Regions from separate parts of the Homo sapiens genome. Here region 1 is linked to region 2. A link is a contact called in ENCODE Hi-C or POLR2A ChIA-PET data. All regions are on one chromosome and are shown on one strand. Each heading gives the region's core, a stretch centred on a gene start or an enhancer-like site at or near the end of the contact. The rest is flanking DNA. Distances are from core to core; before and after follow the strand shown.

Region 1 (6,667 bases), core at 2,677-5,176, 1.3 Mb before region 2:
GCTGCGTGCCGCAGGCGCTGGAGCCGCTGCCCATCGTGTACTACGTGGGCCGCAAGCCCAAGGTGGAGCAGCTGTCCAACATGATCGTGCGCTCCTGCAAGTGCAGCTGAGGTCCCGCCCCGCCCCGCCCCGCCCCGGCAGGCCCGGCCCCACCCCGCCCCGCCCCCGCTGCCTTGCCCATGGGGGCTGTATTTAAGGACACCCGTGCCCCAAGCCCACCTGGGGCCCCATTAAAGATGGAGAGAGGACTGCGGATCTCTGTGTCATTGGGCGCCTGCCTGGGGTCTCCATCCCTGACGTTCCCCCACTCCCACTCCCTCTCTCTCCCTCTCTGCCTCCTCCTGCCTGTCTGCACTATTCCTTTGCCCGGCATCAAGGCACAGGGGACCAGTGGGGAACACTACTGTAGTTAGATCTATTTATTGAGCACCTTGGGCACTGTTGAAGTGCCTTACATTAATGAACTCATTCAGTCACCATAGCAACACTCTGAGATGCAGGGACTCTGATAACACCCATTTTAAAGGTGAGGAAACAAGCCCAGAGAGGTTAAGGGAGGAGTTCCTGCCCACCAGGAACCTGCTTTAGTGGGGGATAGTGAAGAAGACAATAAAAGATAGTAGTTCAGGCCAGGCGGGGTGGCTCACGCCTGTAATCCTAGCACTTTTGGGAGGCAGAGATGGGAGGATTACTTGAATCCAGGCATTTGAGACCAGCCTGGGTAACATAGTGAGACCCTATCTCTACAAAACACTTTTAAAAAATGTACACCTGTGGTCCCAGCTACTCTGGAGGCTAAGGTGGGAGGATCACTTGATCCTGGGAGGTCAAGGCTGCAGTGAGCCCTGACTGTGCCACTGTATGCCAGCCTGGGTGACAAAGCAAGACTCCATCTTTTTTTTATGTTTTTTTTTTGAGACGGATTTTCACTCTTGTTGCCCAGGCTGGAGTGCAATGTCGAGATCTTGGCTCACCACAACCTCTGCCTCCCGGGTTTAAGCGATTCTCCTGCCTCAGCCTCCCAAGTAGCTGGGTAGCTGGGATTACAGGCATGCGCCACCATGCTCGGCTAATTTTGTATTTTTTTTTAGTAGAGACGAAGTTTCACCATGTTGTTCAGGCTGGTCTCGAACTTCTGACCTGAGGTGATCCGCCCGCCTCGGCCTCCCAAAATGCTGAGATTACAAGCATGAGCCAGCGCACCCAGCCAAGACTGCATCTTTAAAAAAAAAAAAAAAAAAAGACTGGGCACGGTGGCTCACACCTGCAATCCCAGCACTTTGGGAGGCTGAGGCAGGGGGATCACTTGAGGTCAGGAGTTTGAGACCAGCCTGGACCACATGGTGAAACCCTGTCTCTACTAAAATACAAAAAAAGGCTGGGCGCAGTGGCTCACGCCTGTAATCCCAGCACTTTGGGAGGCCAAGGCGGGCAGATCACGAGGTCAGGAGTTTGAGACCAGCCTGACCAACATGGTGAAACCCAGTCTCTACTAAAAATACAAAAATTAGCCATGGTGGCGCACGCCTGTAATCTCAGCTACTCAGGAGGCTGAGGCAGGAGAATCGCTTGAACCTGGGAGGTGGAGGTTGCAGTGAGCCGAGATCACGCCACTTCACTCCAGCCTGGGAGACAGAGTGAGACTCCATCTCAAATAAATAAATAAAAATAAAAAATACAAAAAAAAATTAGTCTGGCATTGTGGTGCACACCTGTATCCCAGCTACTCAGGGGCCTGAGGCAGGAGAATCGCATGAACAGGGGAGGCAGAGGTTGCAGTGAGCTAAAGTCGCACCACTGCACTCCAGCCTGGGCAACAGAGTGAGACTCCATCTCAAAAAAAAAAAAAAAAAGAACTTGCACTCAAGGAAGACAGGAGCCATGGCAGGGTTTGACCTAGGCGCTCAGAGGGTCCGCCGTCTTGCTCATGGTTGGGAGTGGACAGAAGTGTCAGGGTGAGGGTGAGCACAGACAGACCAGCTGTCCAGGCAAGAAATGGCAGCAGCCACAGGTGGGTCTCCCTCTGCTGTCTCCATTTCTTCCCATCTGCTATGGTCCTGCTTGTGAATTCTCTCCTGCTTCCTCTTTCTCCTGCCTCTCAGTTTCTGCTCTTTCTCCTAGGTTTCACTTCCCCACACCCAGTGATTGTCCTGGGAGGAAGGACAGTATGAGTGCTGCGGTTCCTTTGCCTGTGGGCATGAGAGCTGTTGGCAGCACTGGGTCTGGGTGCCAGGGACCTGGGGCCCTCCCAGCTCAGCATAGGGGTAGAAATGTGGTTACTCCTCTGGCCTCAGGTCCCAAAGCACACAGGGCTGAGGGAGGAGTGGGGAGGCAGGAGTTCACTATGCAAGGACATGCCAACAAATGGATAGGTATAGAGATGCTGAGGTCTGGCCCCAAGAGGCAGAGTCACAAGCTAGGACACAGTGACTCGGCTGTAATCGCTGCAGCCCTATGAGGATGTGGTGCGTGTACACATGCAGACACACTCACACGGCGGGAAACACGGACGGTGCCCCACACTACACAAATATTCACCTCTCAGAGCCGCCGTGGACACACAGAGATTCCTGCAGGGCCCGTAACACATGGGCTGTGTCATTTGGCAGCAGCTGCAGCCCACATATACACAGATACAAATAGAGAAAGTGTCAGCCCATCACGTAAACACCACCCAGCCTCGGAGCCTCACTGGGACACAACACGAGCAGAGACTTCAATAGGGACCTGGCACAACACAGTCATATACAAATATATTCCACAGGGTCATGGTCGCAACCACCGCACACCAGACACTGATTCAAACAGTGTCATGCACGCACACGCATCACGGCATCAGAGCCCGGACAGGAAATGGATCCCTCAACAGCCACCTCCTCCTCCATGGGTTCACAGTCACAAACAGGTCCAGGGTGCATGTCCACAGTCGGACCTGTCACAGTCCCACCAGACACACCCCACACAGAGGTCTGACACGTCACAACCTCACAGACAGCAGGTCGGTCTTACCCACTCAGTCTGACATCCCACACCCTCCGCCACACACGCACAATTCCAGCCTGGGGAGTCCCACAGGGCCCCACAGATTGCAGCGACCCCGTCACGTCACGCCCAGACACACTGTCACACCCAGGGTCCCAGACGGAGCAGACACACCCCCAGGGTGGCAGACGCGGCCCTCACATGCCCAGCCCCAGCTCGTGCCTCGGCCTGAGGACAAGTGCTGGCTGCACATTCGCGGTGTGGTCGGCCTGCCCAACACGCCCTCATGACACACCCCGCCCACCTGCCCAGGGCTGCCGGCTGAGCTGGCACAGCCCCACAGGGCGGGGAGGGGAAACTGTGGGCTCAGCACCTTCCTCTGGCCGCGTGCGCACTGCCCCTGCCCTGCCACCCTGGCACCCAGGCCCGATGGGTGGCTCAGCCCCGTCGGGACAAGTCTGCCCCCGCCTGTGGCCGACCGCAGGGGCAGGGCAGGGGGTTTGGGGCTCCCCGCTTCCTCCCCCTGCCCCGCCCCTGCCTCTGCAGGCGGCCCGGGGCCACAGAGGGAAGTCGTGGGGGGAGCCTGGGTTCCGGCTGGAGCCCCAGCTTCCTGTCCAGCCCCCGTGGGGCAGGAAGCTGCTGGGGGAGGCCAGCTCAGGCCTTCCTGCCCCCTCCCCCGCCCCCAAGACGGGCCTGGGACCCGGGTCAGCAAGGGGGAGTGGGGAGATTGGTGGGTGAGAGAAAGCCCCTTCCCCCTTAGTCTCTGGACATGCAGAGTATTTGAGGTTCCAGTGTGGATTCGGATTTGTGTGTTCAGGAACTTATTGTGTGCGTGATTCCAAGCTTTGTGGCGTGAGCTGCGTCTGGCATGGGTGTTCTGGGGGCCTGTGTGCTGTTTGGTATGGATGGTCTTGTCTATGTGTGTCCCCAGCACGTGTTAGCTCCGTGTGTTTGTGGCTGCGCTGCATTTCTGGGGTGTGCGTCTGCATTTTGTATTTCTGCTGGGCAAGCTGTTGTATTTTCTGTGGGTTTTATGCTCTGGCACTGTTTGATTCTGCAAGTCGGCCATGTATCTGGGGCATATTGTGTGTCTGATATTTTTCTCAACATCTTCACTGTTCTTCTGAGTGTAAATTTGTGCATTTTTAAGTGTAAGTTTGACTTGAAATGTGGTGTTTTCTGCATATGTTAATCATCTGTGGGAATGGTGTTTCTCCAGGAGAGGGGAGTGAGTGTGTGTGTATATGTGTAAGACGGGGTCTTGCTCTGTCGCCTGGGCTGGAGTGCAATGGCGCGATCTTGTCTCACTGCAAGCTCCGCCTCCCAGGCTCAAGCGATTCTCCTGCCTCAGCCTCCCGAGTAGATGGGATTACAGGCACCCACCACCACACCCGTCTAATTTTTGTATTTTTAGTAGAGATGGGATTTCACCATGTTGGCCAGGCTGGTCTCGAACTCCTGACCTTGTAATCCACCCACCTTGGTCTCCCAAAGTGCTGAGACACAGGCATGAGCCACCGCGCCCGGCCGTGTGTGTTTCTTACATATGAGGCAGATGAGTTGAGTTGTTTCTGGGTTGCACTGTGATCAGTGCATGTGTCGCTGGTATTCTGAGCATGTTTGTCTACGTGGTGTGCATCCAGCATGCTTCCTGTGGTTCTCAGTGTTTGTCTGTGTGAGGGAGGGCTGTACTTCGGGGCTGTGTGTCCATCTCAGGGACTGGTGTTCCCAGCCTGTGGGTGCTGTGAGCAGGTGCTAAGGTGGTGTCTGCATGCTGTGTTCCCACATGTAGGCTGGTGACTGCAGTGTGTGGAGTTGTGTGGGTCTGTTTTGCATCATCGTTGAGGGGATTTCGCGTTCTCAGCAGGGGTGGATGTGTGTTTGTGAGCAGCTGCGAGTGTGGGTCCACATTGTGTGCTGGTGTTTTCAGGGGAGGGGGACAGGGTGCGTCCATGGAGCCGCCTGCATCATGAGCGGCCAGTGCCTGTTGGCCTCCATACCCAGCGCAGGCTGTGTCTGCGGCGCGTCCCCTTGCCGGCTGGTGCCACGCTGGCTCGGAGCTGGCTGTGGCAGCAGGCAAGGCAGGGCAGGGCAGGGGCTGTGGTGGGCACTGGACCCACGCCCAGCCTCGGTATAAATATCCCAGGCTGCCGGCGGCTGTGTTTGCTGTGTTTACTCGGCCTCAGCCCCGGCCGGGGGCGGCAGCAGCCCAGCAGGTCCTGGGGGCGGGGGTGACCAGGCCACAGCACAGACATTTCCTTCTGGCCAGACAGGCCCCGCAACCTTGCTGCCCCCTCCTGCGCCCTTTCTGGGTGGGCGAGAGGCGATGACCCCTCATTCTGGGTTTCCAGTGGCCGCCAGTGAGGCTCCAACCTGGATATCCCAGCCGGGCTTCCCAGAGTGTGGGAGACAGAGGAGATGGGGGGCACGGGGGGCGGGCCAAGACACACAGCAGCGAGAGGGAAAGGGCAAAGTGAGGAGAGGACAGAGCCCCCCAGAGGGAGACTCCAGCAGAGAAAGGGATGGGGAAACGAGGTGACAGGAGCTGAGAACAGAGATGGAGAATGGCTGGGGACACGGAGTGGAAAAGGTGGGGAGGAGAGGGAGGGAGGGAGGGAGGGAGAGGCATGGGAAAAACAAGGGAGGAGAGAGAGGGGAGACGGAAAGTCACGGGGAGACACCGACAGCCAGAGGTGTGGAGACAGAACGAGAAGACAGAGCAGTGGCGGTGAGGGAGGAAGGCAGAGGGCTGGAAAGAAACGCACAGAAGCAGGGAGAAGGGACGGGGGACAGAGGGACAGAGTGACTGGAGCTGGAGGGGGAAGAGTGCAGGGAGGCAGCTTGCTTTGGCAGGACGCATGGAGGTGTCAGACGTGGGGGGCGGGGTGGCGGCCAGGCCAGCGAGCCAGGCCAGGGCCAGGACGGACAGGAGACACGGGGGTGGGGGCCGGATGCCCACCTAGGGGTTGTCTCCCAGCGGGGCCCGCCCTCCCTGACTCAGCCTTTCCACCTACCCCGACCCCGGGAGAACTGGGAGGGGGATGGGAGGCACCCGCCCTGGGGCCCACCACCCCCAGGTCTCAGAGGCAGTGACCAGGGGGTGTGTCTCCCGTCATCCCTACCCCACTCTGTCTCCACCTCTCTTCCTGTCTCCCCATCTAATCCCTGTCCCTGGGACTGGCTCCACCTCTGTCTGTCAGCTAGATGCTCACGTCTTGACCATCTGACTAACCCTAATTCTGACTCAATTTCTGTGTCTCTCATCGCTTTTTAAAAACCTACACAACAAATTTACGTATAGCAAAGTATATTGTAAACAAATTTAATGACCAAATGATAGACTGGTAAAAAATGTGCCTATCACCAAGGGCTGATACCTTTCCTGTGGCCCAGGCCCTCTGCTCTTTAAAAATGGGGCACAAATACAGGCAGGTAAGAGACAGACAGCTCTCATCCTGCACTCTTGGCTTTCTGAGAGATATGACCCCAAGGTCCTGGAGTCTAGCTGCTGCTTCCTCCTCTGGGAAATAGAGGAGTGATATTGGTAGTACCTAGGGCATAGCACTGCTGGGACAATTCAGTGATTTGGGGACTGATCTCCATATCAAGATGACCTGATCCTGTCTGTGTGCGGGACAGTGGCTAGCACGGAGCCCTTGTTAGGCCCGCCTACCATCTGACCCTT
Region 2 (6,727 bases), core at 1-2,500:
AAAGGAAGGCCTGGGATAGGTCACTGGACAATTCAGGAAAAGCAAAGCAATGTTTCCATTTCCTAAAAACAAAAACATTTTATGCATTTATTTAAAGATTTACTTAAAGATATAGACCAGAGAGTTGCAATTTATGTGACAAATAATTTAGTCTTTTTAGATTGAATCAAATGAACTTCTTCAAAGGGAAAAATGCAAATGAAAGCTACAGAAAGTACCTGGGGATGTGATTTTTGTGACTGTGAGCAATGAGGTGACAGGCTCTGTGGTAGATTGTGGCTGTGCTTGACATAGCAGTGTGGTACCACGCCGTATGACTGGGTGCAGGCAAGGCTGTGTGAGGATTAGAATGTGTGATTTCCATTTTATGAATAAAAAGGAAATATAAACTTACCTGGACCTGAACTTTTAGACCTGCTACAACAATTGTTCCCTCCTTTTCAGGATCCCTGTTTTGATGAATAGCAGAATGGGGGAAGAAAAATAATCATGAGACAGCAGGCCTTTCTTAAGAGCACAGACCGACCTAGAATATCCCCTCCAGCGCCACATCTGTGCTGACCTCACGCACATAACAGCTGTGTGAGAGTGAGGCTGGGATCTGTCTCTGAACTCACACCAGGTTTCTAGATCAAAGGTATGGGAATGCAGTGGTTCTGAAACATGCAGCTGCCCACACAGCGGCTCCAACTGCGCAGTCTTCCAACCTGTCGTCCCAGGAGTCTGTTTTAGGGACACTTCTAATTCAAAAGTCCAATCGCCAACCCAGGTCTGTACCTTCTTGCTGGGAACCTTCATCCCAGAGCTCGATATTTGACTTCCCTCTTGGGGACACTGCTGTGTGCAAACACCGAGGCCGTGAGGAGGGTAGAGGGTCAGTGACACACACCAGAGAGCCAGGCACCTGTCTCAGCCTCACACCCGCACCCACACCCGCCCAACCCGGTCCTGACAGGCGCCCCGTCGCGCGCACACACACACATACACCGTCTGCCACATTTTGTCACACAATTTCCCTTCTCCGCTCCCCAAGCACGCACAGGCCTGAGGCTCCCTGCGGGCACGACACGCCAGGTCTGGGCCCTGGAGCGCCTCACTTTGGGCGGCAGTTCTATCCCCAGTCCTACTCGTAAGAGTCCCGTTCCGCCTCACCTAGCTCGGACTTCTCGCCCGCAAGTGAATAATAACGGTTAAGGTGACTGAACCGTTAAGAACGCAATGTAAAGGGCCCTTGGGGTCCAGGCAACACTGCCCAAGGGGCTTCTGGGAAATGTAGTCCACAGCCGGAAACTGATCCTTTTGGGCGGAGGCGCAGGCGCGCGCGCATCCGGCGGGTTCGACTCACTTACCAGGAACCCACGCAGGAAGCTGAGGAGGAGAACAGACGCCTCTGGGCCACTGGCCGGGCCACTTGAGCGTGGGACCGCCGAGTGTGACCCTGAGGCCGAGTGCGTGCGGGACTGGGCGATAGCTCCGCCAGGCAGGATTTTGTTTGTTTCACCTCTTGAGGTAGTCCCGGCGTGTAGTACATAATAGGCGCTTAATATGTGTATTGTAAAGAATGAGTGCCTGGCCATTTGTATTTGCCTTGTGAGCGCGTGTGTGTGGCACTGTGAGGGTTGCGGGACCGACGGAACCTCTCTGGCTCTGGCGGGTTGTGTTTCCGCGTGTGTGTAATTTGAGTGTGAGTCAGTGTGTAGTGAGTGAAGGGATCTGACTGGAGAAAACCACAGTAAATACCCGGGGCTGTGATTTTTGTGACTTTGGTCAATGGGACGACAGGCTCTGTGGTAGACTGGCTGTGCTTGACGTAACAATGTGGTACTATGCCGTGTGGTTGCCGGCAAGGCTATGTGAAGATGAGAATGTGTGATTTGGAAAATCTGGATGTGGAACATCACGGGTGCCAGTGGAATTGTGACTCTGTGTGTGTATAAAAGTTTGCAACCATAGGCCTATATGTCTGTGGGATAAAGAGAATATGTTGCGTCTTCTTGGAGTATCAGCTTTATTTAAACATTTGCATCAGAGAGTTGCGATTTATGTGCCAAAGATTTTTGTCTTTTTATATTGAATTAAATGAATTTTTTACAAAGAGAAAAATGAAAATAATAGTAACTTTCAAAAAATATTAAGAATTTCCTTCCACTCTTATATTCTGGCAATGGATCTTTGGCAATGGGTCTTTGGCAGATCAATTTGAAAAGCTTGGACTGAGGAAATTATACTTGGAAAGCACATTAGGCAGTCAGCCCTTGGTTCCTAAATACCATGCTCCACTGAAAGGAGCAAGGCTCCATGGAGAAATGGCAGATTCCAGAGCTGGGGAAGGGAAAGTTCAGAATGAACTTGGAACATCTTGTGCTTGAAAGTAAGGCAGTGCTCAAAGAATGGTGGGGACGTGTTCAAAGGACATGGAAACCAGATTGAAGGGACTTCCACTGACCAAACTTGACATGGTTTGAGCATCAAAATAAATAATGCTAGTTATAGATTAAAACCCATTAAATAACAGAGGGAATCATAATTCCAAACTGATATAAATTAGTACGTGAAAAAAAATTGAAAGTTTGATGAGGGACTGGATGTTTACATTGTTGCAAAGAACCCCTGCCCCCCCCCAAATCCCTTAAAAATGTGTCAATATAAGGCTGGGCACGGTGGCTTATGCCTATAATCCCAGCACTTTGGGAGGCCGAGGTGGGCGGATCGTGAGGTCAGGAGTTTGAGACCAGCCTGACCAACGTGGTGAAACCCTGTCTCTACTAAAAAAATACAAAAATTAGCTGGGTGTGGTGGTGCGTGGTGGGTCCTGTAATCCCAGCCACTCAGGAGGCTGAGGCAGGAGAATTGCTTGAACCCAGGAGGCGAAGGTTGCAGTGAGCCTAGATCGCGCCACTGCACTCCAGCCTGGGTGACAGAGTGAGACTCCATCTTTAAAAAAAAAAAAAAAAAGTGTCCATATGAAAAAATGCTCAACATTACTAATCATCAGAGAAATGCAAATTAAAACCACACTGAGATACCACCTCACAGTGTTAGAATAGCTGTAATCAAAGAGACAAAAGACGACAAGGGTTGGTGAGGGTATGGATATAAGGGAACACTTGTACACTATTTGTGGAAATGTAAATTAGTACAAACATAGAAAATATCCGGAGTTTTCTCAAATTAAAAATATAACCACTATATGACCCAGTCATCCCACTATATATATCTGTATATATCTGTATATATCCGTATCAGTCCATTCTTGCATTGCTATAAAGAAAACCCGAGACTCGGTAACTTATAAGAAAAGATGTTGAATTGGCTCACAGTTCTGCAGGCTGTACGGGAAGCATAGTGGCATCTGCTTTTGAGCAGGCCTCAGGAAGTTTCCAATCATGGTGGAAGGCAAAATGGGAGCAGGCACATCACATGGTGAAAGCAGGAGCAAGAGAGTGAGGAGGGAGATGGTACACACGTTTAAATGTCCAGATCTCATAAGAACTCACTATTATGAGGATGGAAACAAAGGGCTGCTAAGCCATTCATGAGGAATCTGCGCCCATGATCCAATCACCTCCCACCAGTCCCCACTTCTTATATTGGGGATTACATTTCAGTATGAGATTTGGGTTGGGATACACATCTAAACAATGTCATTCTGCCTCTGGCCCCTCTCAAATCTCCTGGCCTTCTCACATTTCAAAATACAATCTTGCCTTCCCAGCAGTCCCCCAGAGTCTTAACTAATTCCAGCATTAACTCAAAAGTCCAAAGTCTGAAGTCTCATCTGAGACAAGGCAAGTTCTTTCCTCCTATGAGCCTGTAAGATCAAAAACAAGTTAGTTACTTCCAAGATAAAATGGGGGTACAAGCATTAGATAGACATTCCTGTTCCAAAAGGGAGAAATTGGCTAAAAGAAAGAGGCTACAGGCCCTATGCAAGATCAGAACCCAGTAGGGCAATCATTACATCTTAAAGCTCCAGAATAATCTTTGATTCCATGTCCCATGTCCAGGGCACACCAATTTAAGAGGTGGGCTTCCAGCCTTGGGTATTTCTTCCCCTGTGGCTTTGCCGGGTTCAGGCTCAGAGGCTGCTCTGATCTACCATTCTGGGATCTGGAAGATGGTGGCCCTCTTCTCATAGCTCCACTAGTCAGTGCCCCAGTGTGTACTCTGTGTGAGGGTTCCAACCCCACATTTCCTTTTTGCACTGCTCTAGTAGAGGTTTTCTGTCAAGGCTTAGCCCCTGCAGCAGGCTTCTGCCTGGACACCTTGGCTTTTCCACATATCCTCTGAAATCTAGATGGAGGCTCCCAAGCCTTATTCACACTCTGTGCACCTGCAGGCTTAAGACCATGTGGAAACCACCAAGACTTATGGCTTGCAACCTTTGGAGCTGCAGTCTGAGCTGTACCTGGGCCCTTTTAAGTCACAGCTGGAGTTGGAGAAGCCAGGATGCAGGGAGACATGTCCTGAGGCTGCACAGGTCAATTCTGGCCCATGAAACCATTCTGTCCTCCTAGGCCTCGGGGCTTGTGATGGGAGGGGCTGCCTCTTAGATCTCTGAAATGCCTTAGAGGCCTGTTTCCCATTTCTTGGCTATCTGCACTTGCCTCATTTTTAGTTAGGCAAATTTCTCTAGCAAATGGTTGCTCAGAAACTTTCTTGAATTCTTCTGAAAATGAACTTTTCTTTTCTACCACATGGCCAGTGCAAAGTTTCCAAACTTTTACACTCTGCTTACCTTTTACATATAAGTTCCAGCTTTAAGTCATTTCTTTGCTCCCACATCTTAGCATAGGTGGTTACAAGCAGCCAGGCCATATCTTGAATGCTTTGTTATTTAGGCATTTCTTCTGCCAGATACCCTAGGTCATCACTCTCAAGTTCAAACTTCCGTAGATCCCTAGGGTGTGGACACAATGCAGCCAAGCTCTTTGCTAAGGCATAGCAAAAGGGACCTTTTCTCCAGTTCCCAATAAGTTCCTAATTTCTATCTGAGACCTTGGCAGCCTGGACTTCATTGTCCGTTATCACTATCAGCATTTTAGTCACAACCATTTAACCAGTCTCTAAGAAGCTCCAAACTTTCCTTCATCTTCCTATCTTCTGAGCACTCAACTCTCTTCCAACCTTTGCCTGTTATCCAATTCCAAAGCTGCTTCCACATTTTCAGGCATCTTTACAGCAATGCCCAACTTCTCGGTACCAATTTTCTGTTAGTCCATTCTCGAATTGCTATAAAGAAATACCTGAGACTAGGCAATTTCTAAGTAAAGAGGTTTAATTGGCTCACAGTTCTGCAGGCTGTACAGGAAGTATAATGGCACCTGCTTCTGGGGAGGCCTCAGGAAGTTTCCAGTCATAGTGGAAGGCAGAGGGGGAGTAGGCATGTCATATGTCAAAAGCGGGAGCAAGAGAGTGAGGGGGAGGTGCTATACACTTTTAAACAACCAGATCTCATGAGAACTCACTATTGGGAGGATGGTACTAAGAGGGATGGTGCTAAATCATTCATGAGGACTCCACCCTCATGATCCAATCACCTCCCACCAGGCCCCACCTCCAACATTGGGGATTACATTTCAATATGAGATTTGGGCAGGGACACACATTTAAACTATATCAATATCCAAAGGAAATAAAATCAATATGTTTAAGAGATATCTATGCTCCCATGTTTAATGCAGCGCTATTCACAATAGTCAAGATGTGGAAGCAATCTAAGTGTTCATCAAAGGATGAGTGGAGAAAGGAAATGGCATATATATAATGGAATAGTATTCAGACTTTAAAAAGGAGGAAATCATGTTGTTTGCAACAAGGATGAACCTGGAGAACATTATGTTAAGTGAAGTAAGCCAGGCATAGAAAGACAAATACTGTGTAATCTCACTTATATGTGGAATCTAAAAAAGTTGAACTCATAGAAGTAGAGCGTAGAATTGTGGTTACCAGGGCCTGTCAGGGGTGGTGTTGGTTGGAGAGATGTTGGTCAAAGGATATACAGTTTCAATTAGGAGGAATTTTTAAAAAGTGTGTGTCGAACTTTGAGTCAGTTCTGAGTGAGACTAGAATGTCCATAAGAAACTGGATGTGATGGAGGCTCAATAATTTAGCAGAATTATGACAAAGAGACAGGGGTGATAAGGTGAATTATATGCCAACAAACTTCTCTCTTGCACCAAGCACTACCTAGGATATTCAGAGCCCATATGGGATGTGGTTTGAATTCTACGAGTTTCATGTACAAGTGTGTATTTTATATATATATATATATATATATATATGTATATGTATATATGTGTGTGTGTGTGTGTGTGTGTATATATATATATACACACACACCAAGGTATGTATGTACAGTATTTAAACAAGTCACATGTGACCTAGAGGTTTTGCTATTATTCATACAACATGAACTGCTCAAGAAGAAAGTGGATTAGCAAACAGCTCCATCTCTTCCTTTGTGAGGGATACAGGAGGATGCATAACAAGGACAAGGCACAGAGAAGGCCATGCCCTGCGAGGAGACAGTATAAGACTGTCCACAGCAAAGTCTCAATGCCTCGAAAGTGAGGCAAAAGTGCACTTTGGAATAATGAATCAGTTCTGACACTCTGCCACCCCTTGGCCTCCTTTAGCCCTGATGTAGGAAAACACAGGGCCAGGATGACTGCCAGATGGATTAAGCATTGTTTTGCCAGTGGTACTCTTATACCCCTTGCTGAGC

The links. A loop is a pair of places that touch in the nucleus more often than their neighbours do. ChIA-PET counts read pairs that join two places held with the same protein, here RNA polymerase II (POLR2A). Pooled maps may share reads with other maps.
Region 1: a pooled map shows a loop between it and region 2 (4-fold over the local background). The contact joins the enhancer-like site here to the promoter of ZNF546 in region 2. A Hi-C loop is called at or near these places in 1 of 50 pooled maps. POLR2A ChIA-PET finds 5 or more read pairs at or near these places in 2 of 52 experiments (GM12878 and activated CD4-positive, alpha-beta T cell).

Annotation. Positions count from the first base shown.
Region 1 is chr19:41,324,495-41,331,161 of GRCh38, reverse strand. CCDC97 (coiled-coil domain containing 97) reads right to left here. Exons shown (of 5, transcript NM_052848.3): 5 at 6,289-6,667. TGFB1 (transforming growth factor beta 1) reads left to right here. Exons shown (of 7, transcript NM_000660.7): 7 at 1-839. The coding sequence ends at 110. Among named protein-coding and RNA genes, the nearest start is that of CCDC97, 18 kb to the right of the region's middle. RefSeq lists enhancers at 2,999-3,520, 4,463-4,602, 4,931-5,700, 5,701-6,470 and silencers at 3,244-3,763, 4,303-4,352, 5,962-6,061. Within about 2 kb of position 3,926, at least 35 of the 41 ENCODE cell types and tissues checked have a DNase peak (open chromatin) inside an H3K27ac peak, as active enhancers do; they include GM12878, where a contact is called at or near this core.
Region 2 is chr19:39,991,583-39,998,309 of GRCh38, reverse strand. ZNF546 (zinc finger protein 546) reads right to left here and starts at 1,250. Exons shown (of 7, transcript NM_178544.5): 1 at 1,153-1,250; 2 at 395-449; 3 at 1-62. RefSeq lists a silencer at 216-315 and enhancers at 1,134-1,428, 1,101-1,600, 1,436-1,615, 1,601-2,102.